Regions from separate parts of the Homo sapiens genome. Here region 1 is linked to region 2. A link is an interaction called in ENCODE POLR2A ChIA-PET data of the cell type or tissue named here. Cell type or tissue: OCI-LY7. All regions are shown on one strand.

Region 1 (2,500 bases), 530 kb before region 2:
ACTAGGGCAGGTGACTCATGCCCTGGGGCCCAAACAACACATCCATGACACACTGCTAAGCTTGGCCTCGCTTCCCTCCTCTCCAGAGGGCTAAATCACGAGGCTCTCTGCAAAGAAAACCCTGGGCCTTGGGAGAAAGACGGCACCTTCCTCAACTCCAGGTGACCCTTGAACAACATGGGTTTGAACTGCATGGTCCACTTATGCACAGATTTCCTTCCATCTCTGCCACCTGCGAGACAGCAAGACCTACCCCTCCTCATCCTCCTCTTCAGCCTCCTCAATGTAAAGACAAGAAGGGTGAAGACCTTTATGATGATCCGCTTCCACCTAATGAGTAAATATGTTTTCTGTCCCTTATCATCTTCTTTATAACATTTTCTTTTCTCCAGCTTACTTTATCATAAGAATGCAGTAACATATAACTTACAAAATAAAATACACATAATGACATACAAAATATGTGTTCATTGACTGTTCTCAGTAAGGCTTCTGGTCAACAGCAGGCTATTCGTAGTTAAGTTTTAGGAGAGTCAAAAGTTACACATGGGTTTTTGAGTTACACAACACTGAGGGCAGTGGTGTGGGAGGCCCACGCCTTCAACACGTGGGCCTGATGTCCCTGTCCCTGCCTCAGCTCCCACTGGACACGTCTGCCGATTCTTTGACAATTGCTAAGTGTTGGGCCCTTGCCGGCCACTGTGACGGGGGTAGGGACGGGGGTAGGGACAACGAGATGGAGCCGATGCTTAGGGCACCGCCTTTCAGGAGCCTAGGGGCCCCGGGGAGAGCCCTGCACACCTTCTGTCCCCTGCAGCCAGCACACCTGGCATCACGCTCACCTTCCCCACTTAACCAGCCCCCTCCTCAGACTCCCGGGCAGTCACTGCTACCACCTGCTTCCTCACCCCGCAGGTTCAGACCCTGGAGTTGTCACTGACGCTTCCCTTGCCCTCCCCAGTGCCCAGGTCTGGGCAGCCCCAGCCCTGGTTCCCACGCTCTTCACCCCTCTCCATGCATCCGTCTTTTCCATGCCTCCTGCTGCCACCCTGGTCACACTCTCCTCTCTCTGACCTGGACTTCCAGCTGCCCTCCCTGCCATCTCTGCTCCCCCAGGCCACCCTCTGCATGGGGCAAGCCCAGTGAGGGACAATGAGCGTAAACATACGTGCCCTGGTGTTGATGATGCATAGAATTAGGAAGGGCGATGAAGATTCCTCTTCCAAGCGTGTCCCTTGAACAAGGAATTGCACCTCACCCTGGTCATGAATGTGTAGCAAGGCAATGGGTGCCAAGTCCCCTGGGATTCAGCTGCAACCCAGGCCAGCTGTGTGCCCTTGGGCAAGTCACGCCTCTCTCTGAGTCTCAGTTCCCCCTAGGACATTAAGGGGGATGAGTGTGGGGGCTTTCAGTAGCTTTGTTCAGTTTGCATCCTCTACATCTATGCCTTAGTTGTCTGCATTTTCCTGGCTCCAACCTGCTTCTAAGCGGGTATCTGGGAACAGAAAGAAAGAGGAGAGGAAGGAGGGGTCCTCACTCCTGATAAGCTGCAGTGGCAGCATCAGCCTTCAGGGCAAGGGGGCATCTGGCGGGGCAGTGGTCTCAGGAAGACATGAGGGGAAGCCCCCCCATCCGCCTGCATCCCATGGCTCCCCCGAGCTCTTGGCTCCTGGGCAGAGGGGTTTCCTGGCTGCTTTCTTGTGCCTTCCACCTTTGAGGATGAATTCTTTCTCCACCTTTAAGCACATTGACAAGATTAATGCCATAATCGGGAGGGGCTGCCATGGAGGCTCAGGGGTCTCTGAGCAATAACTCCTAATTCAGAAATTTATCTAGGGCAGCAAAGACAAGGGCACTCCCCACCAGGACCGGCCCTGCCGGGAAGGAGAGGAGCAGGTCTGCAGGCTCACCGCCCGCCGAAACATCCGCTTTGCACATGCCTAATTATAACTTGGGTTGCTACAAACGGAAATGGACTAAACCCATTAAATCTATTTTTTCTCCCGTGGTGGGAGGGAGTATGGATTTCTTAAAGATAGAGAATTTAAATTAAGCTTTAAAACTGTGACTGAGCGAGATTTAATACTGACAATTAGCCTGGACAAACAGTTAATCGTCCTGGCGGGGTAATTTATATACGTTCCATGTGCCCACGAGGCAGACAGCACACTGCACTGCAAATTAGTGCAAGGAAAGAGGCTTCGCTCCTCCTCGAGCTGCAGCCTGGGGGGGCGGGGGCTGTTTAGAGCTTCCCATCCCAGTGGCCTGACGTGGCAGGAGCAGGGTGGGCTGTCCCATTTTACGGGGTCTGCCTGGCAGACAGCCACCCAGATGTCTCAGACCCTGGTCCCTGGAATGGGAGTGGTCAGTGCAGCTGTTTCAGGGCTTGGAAAGGGAAAATCTTGCCTCTTCCTTCCAGGGAGGACATGGCGTAGTAGGCGGAGCTCAGAATTCTTGGAGGGTTTATTTTCTTTTATTTTTAAGTTTATTTTTATTTTTT
Region 2 (2,500 bases):
ATTGGCAATGAAGTAAAGCCGCTGTCAGGCCCACAGTCCAGGAACCAGCTGAGCTATGCACAAGATGAGGAGGGGGACCTTCTGAATGCAAACAGTTTAAAACACTAAACATTTTCATTTGACATTTATCTTTTCTACTAAACTTTGGAAATGCACCAAATAAAATCCATGTGTTCACCAAACTAAAATAATTATCTCACTCATGACCCTAAAATTACAAGATGTAAATCTCATGAGACTTTGCTAGGAACCAGTTATTTTAAGTAAATAATTAGCCGACTAAAAAAAGGAACTAGGTATAAATAGGAGCATATTAGGTCTCCTGCCTTCTACAGAGAAAAGAAAAGGCCAAAGGAAGATAATGGCAAAAAAAATGATCATACTTCAGTTCAGGCACTGGGAATAAAACACTCCCCTTATCATATAAATTGTGAAAGGAAAATCAATCTTGGGGCCCCAAAATCACTCAGCTAAAAGGAAAAGTCAAACTGGGAGGCAAATCTGCCTCCCATTCCACTCAAAGTCACCCCTCTACTCACTGAGAAAAATGCTTCTGGCTGCCTCTCTCACCCACCTGCGACCTGGAGACCCCCTCCCTGCTTCGAGTTGTCCCGCCTTTCTGGACAGCACCAATGTACATCTTACATATACTGACTGATGTCTCCTGTCTCCCTACAATAAGTAAAACCAAGCTGTGCCCTGACCACCTTGAGCACATGTTGTCAGCACCTCCTGAGGCTGTGTCACAGGCACGTCCTCAATCCTGGCAAAATAAACTTTCTAAATTAACTAAGACCTGTCTCAGATATTCGGGGTTCACAGAAGAAGAGGAAATATATGGATTTAGTTATCTAATTCATTGATTAGCTACGTATACTATATTCGGTTGACAGAAGGAGAAAATATGGCCCTGAAGATAAATATCAGTCAAGTGGAAAGGGAACTTTCATAAAATAAATGAAGAAAAAGGGGTACTGAGTAACAGGATGTTCTCTGCAGAGGTTTCCGGTTACAGGTAGCCCTCAATCTGGCTTCTAATGGCATTAACGTTTTCCACAGAATAAGGAAACACGATCTACTTGGAAGAGAAAGAATTCATGTCAGGAAGCGAATTGCTCAGCTCCATTGTGGCCTGAATAAATGTAAACATGAGACTGTTGTTCCCACAGTTCTGGGAGGTCATCTACTATTCTCAGGACAAAAGCCTTCTCTGCCACACAATTATCTGCCAGACTCCACACTGTACCAGTATCTATGGCCTTCAGCTATTTTAAGCTCAGCTTTCCTAGCAACTTCCTCCCACTCCGCATCACCACCACCCTCACCCGCACCCACCCAATTATCATGTCTGCAACTCAGCTATCCAAGTGTCCTTTCCCTCCACTCCTCCAGCACTGTCATTCTAGGACTAAGACACAAACCGGGGAGGCATATGGCAGAGCAAATTAGAGCCTGGGCTCTTGTGTCAATGGACCTTGATTTGAATCCCAGCTGGACAACCTGGAAGCAAAGGCCTCCTGTCCAAGCAAACAGAAGGAAAGCCACCAACAAAGGGGGAGCGCTGGGAAAAAGGGTTACTGCCCAGCAGGGAGACGGATCACACCAGACAGAGCAAAAGGGAAAAGAGGTGGGGGGAAATTGGGAGGTTTTTCAAAAAATTGAGTTTAATTGACCAAATTGGGCAGTCCTCCCTCAAACCAGAATTGGTTCAGAGTGACTCCCAGAGAGGTCTTTTAAAGCAAAGACTGCAAACTGGCCCTGTTGGGAATTATGAAAGCCAAGTGCCTGAGCGCCGTGGGCTGATGGCCTCCAGGTGGGCACAGGCGCTCTGCCTGCTCGGGGGCACGGTACCGGGTCAGCCCACACCGCTGTCAGCAGGCGAGGCAGCCAGGTCAGGGCAATCACTTAGTAACCAATTTCAACCTGTTTCCTCAGTTGTAAAGTGGGATGAAAGAGCCTACCCACAAAGTAAGTGTGGGCAATAAACAAGATATTGCCACACAAGCACTCTCTAAATGTTGTTCTTAGACCTGTTATATGTTCTTTAAGTATTTTGCAAATTGCGGTTCAGTGGCAGGATCCCTGGCTGCCACCCAGGAGCCCAGGCTCCTCTCCAGGCCAAGCAGTATCATCTTCACCCTGGGCTTGTCAAGGTCAAATAAAAATATAAAGCTGAATCCCTAAAACAGTTTCATTTGGGAAAAGAGAATTGCAACTTGGGGCATAGAGAAAGACCAGGTGCTCTTCGGTATGTGCGAAGAAAAAACGGAAGGCTGGGGGTTTTATGAGAAAGAGAAAAGTCATCATCTATGTGGCCCCGCTGCGAGCCGCTCCTTTGATCTTAAAGAAACTTGACAGCATATGAAGACTGAATATCCATGTGAATGCATGACACGAAGAACATGGTGACAGCGTCTGCTCTCTGCAAGTGAACAGGCTCAGAAAAGTCTGAGGGACTCTCTGAATGAACTTAAAAATTCTGCTTGTTAACAACAAGTTT

The links. ChIA-PET counts read pairs that join two places held together with the same protein. Peaks named below come from ENCODE experiments on the same cell type or tissue, not always from the same donor. Only the 100,000 strongest peaks of a DNase experiment are listed, where the experiment ranks them.
Region 1: POLR2A ChIA-PET joins it to region 2 with 15 read pairs; 2 of 35 experiments call an interaction of 5 or more read pairs at or near these places.

What each region holds. Positions count from the first base shown.
Region 1 is chr17:77,690,215-77,692,714 of GRCh38, reverse strand. No RefSeq gene overlaps it. Among named protein-coding and RNA genes, the nearest start is that of LINC01987, 37 kb to the left of the region's middle. RefSeq lists enhancers at 389-1,267, 1,268-2,147. In OCI-LY7, a CTCF peak has its summit at 1,247; DNase peaks (open chromatin) are centred at 1,314 and 1,934; H3K4me3 peaks cover 1,272 bases; H3K27ac peaks cover 970 bases.
Region 2 is chr17:77,163,543-77,166,042 of GRCh38, reverse strand. The region is part of intron 3 of SEC14L1 (SEC14 like lipid binding 1); the gene reads right to left. Among named protein-coding and RNA genes, the nearest start is that of SEC14L1, 24 kb to the right of the region's middle. RefSeq lists an enhancer at 2,187-2,500. In OCI-LY7, no CTCF peak of the experiment used is centred here; no DNase peak of the experiment used is centred here; H3K27ac peaks cover 608 bases.